Linked DNA regions of Homo sapiens: region 1 is linked to region 2. A link is a contact called in ENCODE Hi-C or POLR2A ChIA-PET data. All regions are on one chromosome and are shown on one strand. The core of a region is the stretch at or near the end of the contact, and the rest is flanking DNA. Distances in the headings are between cores, read along the strand shown.

What was found. A loop is a pair of places that touch in the nucleus more often than their neighbours do. ChIA-PET counts read pairs that join two places held with the same protein, here RNA polymerase II (POLR2A). Pooled maps may share reads with other maps.
Region 1: a loop to region 2 is called in a pooled map, with 2.1 times the contacts of the local background. The contact joins the enhancer-like site here to the promoter of ARHGEF17 in region 2. A Hi-C loop is called at or near these places in 3 of 168 maps with a recorded cell type or tissue (cardiac septum, heart left ventricle and thyroid gland) and 8 of 50 pooled maps. POLR2A ChIA-PET finds 5 or more read pairs at or near these places in 6 of 52 experiments (BJ, Caco-2, PC-3 and 3 more).

Annotation. Positions count from the first base shown.
Region 1 is chr11:72,829,496-72,834,309 of GRCh38, forward strand. ATG16L2 (autophagy related 16 like 2) reads left to right here. Exons shown (of 18, transcript NM_033388.2): 18 at 1-140. Among named protein-coding and RNA genes, the nearest start is that of ATG16L2, 17 kb to the left of the region's middle. Within about 2 kb of position 2,141, at least 13 of the 41 ENCODE cell types and tissues checked have a DNase peak (open chromatin) inside an H3K27ac peak, as active enhancers do.
Region 2 is chr11:73,305,213-73,310,298 of GRCh38, forward strand. It overlaps ARHGEF17 (Rho guanine nucleotide exchange factor 17), which reads left to right and starts at 3,064. Exons shown (of 21, transcript NM_014786.4): 1 at 3,064-5,086. The coding sequence starts at 3,427. ARHGEF17-AS1 (ARHGEF17 antisense RNA 1) reads right to left here and starts at 4,149. Exons shown (of 3, transcript NR_147696.1): 1 at 3,460-4,149; 2 at 2,670-3,352; 3 at 2,299-2,344. RefSeq lists silencers at 2,436-2,575, 2,976-3,305, 3,536-3,755 and enhancers at 3,176-4,053, 4,059-4,879.

The DNA of each region.
Region 1 (4,814 bases), core at 891-3,390, 480 kb before region 2:
ATGGGGAAGAAGGCCTGGCAGGACCTGGCCTGTTTGTTTAAAAATGAAGTATGGGTTGGGGGATTACGCTAGTTTTTCTTTGTATTTTTATCTCTATCTCCTCACTTTTTCTCCCAAAGTAGAAAAAAATGATATCTGAACTGCGTCTGCCTACCTCTTTGCAGCATTCATGGTACAGAGACCTTTGGGCTAGTGGGCTCTGGAAGATCCAGGCTTGGCCCCCTTCCTCCTTCCATACAGAGCTGAGGCAGCCAGCCGAGTCTCTGCCTGCAGAGACAGGTGCTGCTCAAGTCTAACCATGGAAACAGCAGGAAGAAAGGCCCTGAGGCAGCAAAGAGCCATGGATGTGACTCTTGGTCCAACCTGGTCCTGAGGCCAAAGCAACATGTTGGGCCCACCTGCTTCAGGCACTCAGGGTAGACTGAAGCTGAGGAGGGGCTGGGGGAGCTCTGAGGAGAGGGCAGGGAGGCAGCCCAGAGGGGTCCCGGTGGGAAGATCCTAAAAACCCAGGTAGTGATATCAAAGTCCTTGGTCCACAGGGCCTCCCTTAGACTGGGTCCGCGTTCTTCCTCCAGGGGTAGTGCCCAGGGTGGGGCAGAGCAAGGCCTCTGTGTGTCTGTGCCTGGGGGAGGGCAGCTGTGGGCCAGATCTGGGCCTGGGGCTTTGCTTACAAGGCAGAGCCCACAGGGCAGAGTTGGGGCAAACCAACTTCCTTTACCAACCTAGGACTGGGCACAGGCCTGTGGAGACGGTGTTGGTTAAATGGCAACACCTACACTCTGCTGACTCCCAGACCACTCACTACTTTTGGTCTAGCTGCCTCCTGGCCATCATCTCCCCTGCAAGTGACCCGTTCCTCCTGCACCCCATGTCCCTGGGACCTTGTGCTGCTGGTTCTAGTACTCCTCCACCCTCCTGCCACTGTGGGCCACCTTCTAGACCTGCAGTCTCCCCATCCAATCCTTTCCCTTACTATGGCCAGAGTGACTTTTGTTGTTGTTGTTGTTGCTTTTGAGACACACAAAAAACCTTAGTGCAGCCTCAAACTCCTGCAGCCTTAAACCCCTGGGTTTAAGCAATCCTCCCACCTGGTCTTCCCGAAGGGCTGGGATTACAGGTGCACAGCACCATGCTCGGCCCAACAGGGTGACTTTCTAGGGTGTCGTGTTCACAAGTCCAATCCTTTGGAGTTCCCCTGCTGCCTTCAGAGACCACCCGCAACCCCAGCATGAAATCTGGAGCCCTTTGGATGTGACCCTGCTGGCCTCTCAGCTTCATCTTCATTTCCTTGCTATTCATTCATTCATTTACTCATTTAGAGATGATGTCTCACTATGTTGCCCAGGCTGGTCTCAAACTCCTGTGCTCAAGTGGTCCTCCTGCCTTAGCCTCCCCAGTAGCTGGGCCTATAGGTGCATGCCACCGTGCCTGGCTATTTCCTTGCTATCATGAGTGCATCTCAGACATGCTTTTCTTTCTTCCCAGAATGTTCTCCTTCCCTCCCAGCCCCCAGTTCAAATTTTTCTTTCAGGATTCCCCTTCCTTCGCCTGCCAGGCTGGGTAGAGGCCTCCTCTGTCCCTGAGCTCCCCTTTTGTATCTGCCTCCTCCATTTTAAGTCAAGGAACTCTTGGAAGAGGCCAGGATGGGAATAGATTATTTCCTGGGATCAGGCCTGGCACAGAGAATGACTCAGGAAATGTTTATTAAGTGGTTAAATTCTCTTATTCAGGCTGGATGCGGTGGCTCACGCCTGTAATCCCAGCACTTTAGGAGGCCAAGGAGGGCAGATCACCTGAGGTCAAGAGTTCAAGACCAACCTGAGCAACATAGTGAAACCTTGTCTCTACTAAAAATACAAAATTAGTTGGGCATGGTGGCACATGCCTGTAATCCCAGCTACTTGGGAGGCTGAGGCAGGAGAATCACGGAACCCAGGAGGAGGAGGTTGCAGTGAGCTGAGAATGCGCCATTGCACTCTAGCCTGGGCAACGAGAGTGAAACTCCATCTCAACAACAACAAAATTCTCTTATTCAAGGACTCAGCCAGTCTAACGGTCTAAGAGCCTTGGGCTCCAACATTCTTCGATACTCAGCCTTCTACTCTGCCCCAGCCCTCATGCCCTGGCTCCCAGCAGCCACCAGGGGTCACCAGCTGCCTAGTCTACTGAGGCCATTCCCGTTTCCAGGGACACATGGCTGGGGAGACCGACACTCCTGTAGCCACCGTGACTGAGCCCTTAGGAGGTGCCAGGCCCTGCCCTGCACCCTTTCTGCAGCATTATTTGTTCCTCCCAACTACATTGCCATGTAGCTACCATGTTTCCCAGGTGAGAAAACTGAGCTCAGAGAAGCCCTGCAGCTGGACTGTGGCTGCATTACACATACTCTTTTTAAAGCAACGTGTTCAGACTCGCAGTTAGGCAGGGCTGCGGGGCATGCCCCCTCCCCCAGGGTGTGTGTGCCCCCTGCCTGCTACCACGGGGGTAGAGGTGTGATGCTAGCCTTGTGTCTAACCTGACTCCCTCCCTACATCTTCACCCTTTTCTATTCTGGGTCCTGAGCCTGGACGGTTAGTATCCCTTGAAGTGAGGGACATGCAGGGACACAGGAGTGAGGGAACTTGAATCTTGGGAGGCCAGCTGCGCCATTGCGTTTCTCCCTCATTTCACAGGGTTGTAGTGGAGACTGCTTAGAGAGCCCAGAGGAGGTGCTCAGGAAATGGTCTGACTGATCTCTGGGACAGTGAGCCCTTCTCTCCCCCAAAACCTTCCCTTCTACTTTATGGGCGTCAATCTTACCACACACGCTGCTGCCATCGGGTGGAGTTGCCTCTCTCAGGGAGCACATGTTCACCTTAACTTGCTTGGAGGTCCCCCTCCCAGTAGGAGGGGGTGCTTCCTGGAGGAACAAGTCTGTAAGGCCAGAAACAGGCCAAGGAGTTCCCGGGAATGAGGTAGGCAGGAGGAAGAGGAGCTCACAGACTGAGCAGAGGAGTTCAGAGGGGCATGTCAGCGGGAAGGCTGTTCCTCCCTCCAGCCTCTTCAGTCCCGTTCAGCAGAGAGGTGAAAATAGATGTTGACAGCTCCTCCAGGCTCTCAGCAGTCACTGCCCAGGTTTTCAGAACTCTGGTGCTCAGGGGCTGCCTGCCTGAATTCGGGTGCCTAGGTCAAATCTGGAGTGGCCCGCACTCATGGGTATAAAAACTGAGACCCAGAGATGGGGCAGCTCCTTCGGGTCACAGAGCAGAGCTGGGATAAGAACCCAGACCTCTGATTCCTGCTTTTCTAAAAACTGGATTCAGATTCTGCAAAGGGGCTGGCCAGGGCTTCTGGAGGCCTAGTTCTAGGTTCTCCAGTTCTGTCTTCCTGGGAGATCTTGGGCAGGTCACAGTGACTTCCAGGCGCTCATATCCCCACCTGTGAAACTTCCTGCCCCAAGCCTCCCCAAAAGTGACATGGCTCTTCTGCAGAGCTGTTCTGTAGGCATGAGGACCATGGCCTCTGCCTGCCCTGCCCAATCTCAGGCCTTAGTGAGCCTGAGACCCCAGGGAGGGAGAAATGACAGATGCCCCTATCCTGTGCTCCTACTGCCCCTTGGTCATCTCTCAGTCCCTGGCTTCAGTCTGCTGTTGCGCTGAGTGTCTCCCACCAGATGCAAGCCCCTCAGTGACAAGGCTCCAGAGACCTGAACACTACCTGGGGCAGCACATTTGCTGAATTGAATAGAGGTGGTTTCTGGAGAGATCTGACACCATCAGACGTGGACCCATCTGTGAGATTCAGACATATCCATGCCTGGATACAGGCTCTTCCACTGGAGACACATTCACTCATCACAAACATTTTCAGCTTATCTGTACATTACCCTATTTCATCCTCCTGGATCTTAGAAGTTGCACTATCTGCTTGTTCCTACTTTACAGATGAGGAAAGCAGGGTCCAGAAGGTGAAGGGATGAGCCTCAAGTCACAGCTAATCTGAGGTGGCCTGGGGACTGGAATACATTTCCTTTGGCTGTGCTCTTTTCTGTTCCTCACAGGAGCAAGTGGTGAAGAGTGAGTTCTATGCGCAGTGTAGAAGGGCTGTGAGCCCTGTCCCTGGGTTCATTTCTGTCAATGTTTCAGCATAAAACATTCTAGGAAAGGCCGGGCGAGGTGGCTCATGCCTGTAATCCCAGCACTTTTGGAGGCTGGGGCAGGTGGATCACCTGAGGTCAGGAGTTTGAGACCAGCCTGGCCAACATGGTGAAACCCCGTTTCTACTAAAAATACAAAAAAATTAGCCGGGTGTGGTGGCACATGCCTGTAATCCCAGCTACTTGAGAGGCTGAGGCAGGAGAATCGCTTGAACCCAGGAGGCAGAGGTTGCAGTGAGCTGACATAGTGCCATCACACTCCAGCCTGGGTGACGAGCGAAACTCCGTCTCAAAAAAAAAAATTTTTTTTTTTTTCAGGAAAATATTCCCAGACCAGAGCTCTCAGAAACAGACACAGCAAAAGTGTGTTTTTTGGCCTCTGGGACCGAGGGAAAATAGTCTAGGAACAAGATGCTCTTTGGCATTCATTTGGTTCTTGGCAGATCAAGCAGTAACAAGGCAAACACAGGAAGAGTCTAGGAGGAAACTTAAAAGTTGCAGGATTTGGGGATAAATTACAATCCTCCCCCTTCTAACCTAAAATTTCTGTAATTTAGTTATATTTCTGTCATGAAAAACAACTTCACGATGAACAAAATAAATGCGAAGATTCAGAGCAGCTGGATTTCATCCTAAGGCCACTGGGAGAGGGCTGGGCAGTCATTGGCCACAAAACCAA
Region 2 (5,086 bases), core at 1,814-4,313:
AGGGATTCCACGGTCCTCACCTCACTAGATCACCATGACTCACTGGGTAGATGGGCTATTGTTTTCATTACCCTTTCATAGGTGAGGAGCCTGGGGCCCAGAGAAAAGGGGGTGAGCTGCGGAAGGTGAGCCTGGCTTCAAAACCCCAGCGTAGGGTTTCTCTCCACTCTGGTGCCCAGTGCTCCCAGCCCCCTATCAAATAAGTCTTCTTGGGGCTAAAAATTGCTGTACATAATTACCAAGCACCATTAAAATTCCAGATCTCTTCTGTTCATGGAAGATAACTTTGTCTTATACTGGATCATAAGGAGCTGGGGGTGGGAGGGTTCCTGAAGCACTGGAAGCAATCAAGCCACTCTCAGATTGGGTGAGCTTCCCTTTGGACAGAGACCCAGTCTAGATCCTTAAACACCCCCCTCCCCACCAAGGGGATTCCTGAGCCAAAGGCCCCAGCCAGCTCACCTCAAGGCCAAGCCACAGGACTCTGGGAGCCCATGACCTGAACCTCCACTCCTCTCTATCCACTTGCCCATCTGTGATATGGGATAAGGGTTTCTGTCCCAGAACTGACAGGGAGGTGGAAAAGTACAAATTTCAGATAGTAAGAGTCATCATTATGGGGGGAGAGAGTGACTCCTGGGATGAGAGTCCTGTCCCCCACCCCTCCACAACCCACCCCTCCACAACTCACCCCTCCACAACTCACCCCTCCCCAACTCACCCCTCCACAACTCACCCCACAGCACACACCAAAACTTGCCCCAAAGAGCAGAAAGAAAATACTAAAGGAGGTGAGAGTCTGACATCAAATGCCAGAGCCAGAGAGGGCACTCTTGGGGAACCTGAACCACTCCTCACTTTTCAGACACCCCACTCCTCACTTTTCAGACACCAGCAAGTGCAGGGATTTACCCAAGGTCACAGAGTAAGGCCGAACAGAGAGGCACAGGCCAGCAGGGCTCTCTTTTATCAATTTCCTAGAGAAAAGGGAGAGATTTACTCCTTGGCCCCCTTGAGGCAGAGCTGAGATGAGGTTGAGGTGAGGGACTCCCTGGATGCTGGTCTCAACACAGAGAGGAAGCACTTTCTTGCTACAGAGATATTCCACAACTCAAGAGGCTGCCCAGAGAGTGGAGAGTGACCTCCTCATCCTGTGGGGTATATGAGTAGCAAGCAGGTTCTGGAGTCCCGGCTGAGTCCTCTCTCTCTCATTCGGTAGTCAGGCAATCCCTGGGTGTCTACCATCCTTTCCTATCCTCCTGCCTGCCCCTCTCCTCTGAACCCCGTCTCCTAGCCTAGTCTGGCCCAGCTACATCTCCTTGGCTGGACCTGGTGGCAGTGGGGTTGGCTGGGTAATGCACAGACTGCTGACCTAACTATGTGTCCCCGAGGCCTTGCTACTGGGGGTTGGAGGGGCCAGGGCAGTTTGACCAGGCCTGAAGAAGGCTGGGCAGCGCTGGAGGGGCATGGGTCAGACCAGGTTATCCTCTGTTCCTGAGGAGAGTGAGCTCAGGCCCAAGGAGGAGAAGGAGGAGACTGGGGGCTCAAAGGAACGAGAACCTCCTTCTTCATCAGGATTTGGGGGTGCATCTCAGAGCTGGCTGGAGGAGCATGGTGTTTGAAGCCCCTGAAATCTGAATTTTAGCAGGAGCTGCTATTTCCTGACTTGCATAGTGGTCAAAGTTACTTCTCCTTCACGGTCCACAGAGAAGGGGTAATAATATTTGTCCCCAAGGGTGGTTTGTGGATTTTAAAAAATAAGTTAAATAATATTGCCCATACATTATAGGTACTCCATACATTTTCATTCGTTCGTTCATTCGTTAGTTGGGCCGGGAGGATGAATGGGATCTAGAGGCAGGTGGGAATGCGGAAGGGGATGATGCCCCAATACCGAGAACAATGTGAGACTCAGACGGAGGCAGGGGCGGGAGGGGAGCTCAAGCGAGGGATCAGCGTGAAGCCAGAGAAACAACCGACACTTTTCCTGCCAAGAAGGTGAAGCAGCTGCGGGTAAGAGTATAGGTTTGGCAGTGGGAAGTCGAGGGCGTTCCCGTCGAAGCTCCTTTTGTGTATAAGGCCTAAGAAGGGGCAGTGCGCTTTGCGAAGGTCTGAAAAAGACTAAGGGGATTAGGTAACGACTGAAAGGAAGTTTTCACAACTCTCCGTTTTTGGGGGATGGGTGCTGCTTTATCCGTCCAGGACTCCGTGCGTTGGGAAAATCACGCCGCGAGGGGGCGCAAGAGCCGCGTACTCCAGAGCAAGAAGAAAAGGCTCGGGGATCCAGGCGGAGAGTCCAGGAGAAGAGCCGCCAGACTGCAGGGGCAGGTGGAAGGCGTGGCAGCTGGAAAAGTAGGGGTGGGGGCGCGGTCGTGAAGGGTGGGACTTCTGGAGCAACGCTGGGCGGGTTGGGGGCCGGTCGGAGCCGGACAGGCGGCTGGGAGGTGGGATGGGCGGGGCGCTTGGGAGCGAGATGGGGGGACAAGGGCGTGGCTACAGCTAAATTCGCCGCAGAGGGCGGGCGGGGAGGGGGAGGGAAGGGGAGGAGGCGTGGCCTGGGCGGGGAGTAGGGCGCGACGGACCCTTCAGTTAGCCCGCGGCTCCCCGGGCTCTCCCTGGCGCCGAGTCCCACCCCTTTCCCGGCCCAGAGAGTGTGCGTCTGCGTGCACCTGAGTGTCAGTGTGTACGAGAGTTTGTGAGTCCGAGGTTGCCATGTTGGAGCCCCTGGGCAGGAGGTGTTTCCGCGCGGAGGCTGGTGGCCCGCGGTGGACGCGGCGCCCTGGCTGCGAGTCTGCGGAGCTGAGCACGCTCAGCGGTTGTGTGTGTCTCAGCGACTCCCTGGGGGCAGCTCGGCCTGCTGGGCTCCCGAGGGACCTCTCTGGAGGGCCAGAGGGTCGCCTCAGTCTGCAAGTCCTCCAGCAGGCTTTTTCTTCTTCGGCTCCTCCCTGATTCCCTCCCACCACGCGGTTCCCAGGCTCGCGCACGCCCGGAGCCCACCCCCTCTTTTGGGCGCGAGGCCCCGCCCCCCGCCCCCTTGCCTCTGCCGCAAAGTTTATTTGCAACAAAAGGGTGCCAGGAGCGAGCAGCCAAGGGCGTTGGGCAGGCGGACGCAGAGTCGAGGAACCAAGCGCTGGGATCCCGCCCAGGCGGTGCCGCGGTGCCCCTGGTCGCTCCAGCCGCGGCGGGGGCTGGGCCTGGGGGTCGGCGCTGAGGCGGGAGGGGCCGCCCGGGATGGAGACGTTGCGGCCGGTGGCCACAGAAACTTGAGCCGCGGCAGAGAAACCTCTGCTCCGGTCTCTGCGTCCTCTTCCCACACTCCCGTGCGCTGCTTTCGGCGTGGGCCGCTGCGCTCCTAGGGAGTGGGGGCGCAGGGGGGGTTGGCCGCGGCTGCCCGAGGCCAGCCCCCCCGGAGTGAGTTACGCCACTATGGCGGACGGGGCACCCCGGCCCCAGCTTTACCGCAGCGTCTCGTTCAAGCTGCTGGAGCGCTGGAGCGGCGGCCCCGGGCTGAGGGAGGAGGACACGGACACCCCCGGCTTGAGGCGACGCGCCTCGTGCCGGCCGACCACGGCTGCCCGGGGCCAGCCCTCTCGGCGCGTGTCCAAGCTGGCGTCTGGGCCCCTGGCCGCCCCCGCGCAGCCGCGCCCGCTCCGCAGCCTCTCGCCGTCGGTTCGCCAGCTCTCCCGGCGCTTCGACGCGCCGCGTCTGGACGACGGCTCCGCTGGGACCCGAGACGGAGGCGTCTTACCCGCGGCCGCGGAAGAAGCGGCCGAGGGCCCAGCGCGAGGAGCCTGGCCCAGCGTCACCGAGATGCGCAAGCTCTTCGGCGGTCCTGGCTCCAGGAGGCCCAGCGCCGACTCTGAATCCCCAGGAACGCCCAGCCCCGACGGTGCCGCGTGGGAGCCTCCGGCTCGGGAGTCGCGGCAGCCACCGACGCCACCCCCTCGGACATGCTTCCCCCTGGCGGGTCTGCGTTCGGCGCGGCCCCTGACCGGGCCGGAGACCGAAGGGAGGCTGCGCCGGCCGCAGCAGCAACAGGAGCGGGCGCAGCGTCCAGCGGATGGTTTACATTCTTGGCATATCTTCTCCCAACCGCAGGCCGGGGCCCGGGCCTCCTGCTCCTCCTCCTCCATCGCCGCCTCCTATCCTGTCAGCCGCAGTCGTGCTGCCAGCTCCAGCGAGGAGGAAGAGGAGGGCCCGCCGCAGCTGCCTGGAGCCCAGAGTCCGGCCTACCACGGCGGCCACTCCTCGGGCAGTGACGACGACCGAGACGGTGAGGGCGGCCACCGCTGGGGAGGGAGGCCCGGGCTCAGGCCTGGAAGCTCCCTATTGGATCAGGACTGCAGGCCTGACAGTGATGGGTTAAATCTAAGCAGCATGAACTCAGCAGGGGTTTCTGGGAGCCCTGAGCCCCCAACATCTCCAAGAGCCCCTAGAGAAGAAGGACTCCGGGAGTGGGGTAGTGGCTCTCCGCCCTGCGTCCCAGGTCCCCAGGAGGGACTTCGGCCTATGTCTGACTCTGTGGGAGGAGCTTTCCGTGTGGCCAAGGTGAGCTTTCCCTCGTACCTGGCCAGCCCCGCAGGCTCCCGCGGTAGCAGCCGTTATTCCAGCACGGAGACCCTCAAGGACGACGACCTATGGTCTAGTAGGGGTTCTGGGGGCTGGGGCGTGTACCGCTCCCCTAGCTTTGGAGCTGGGGAAGGGCTCCTGCGGTCCCAGGCTCGAACCCGTGCCAAAGGACCTGGAGGCACCTCTAGGGCATTGAGGGATGGAGGATTTGAGCCTGAAAAGAGTCGACAGCGGAAGTCCCTGTCAAATCCAGATATCGCCTCAGAGACCCTGACGCTTCTCAGTTTCCTGCGCTCAGACCTTTCAGAGCTGAGGGTCCGAAAACCTGGTGGGAGCTCCGGGGACCGTGGAAGCAACCCCCTAGATGGCAGAGACTCACCATCCGCAGGTGGCCCTGTGGGGCAACTTGAACCCATACCCATCCCAGCCCCAGCATCACCTGGCACGCGCCCCACACTCAAGGACTTGACAGCCACTCTGCGGAGAGCAAAGTCATTCACCTGCTCTGAGAAGCCCA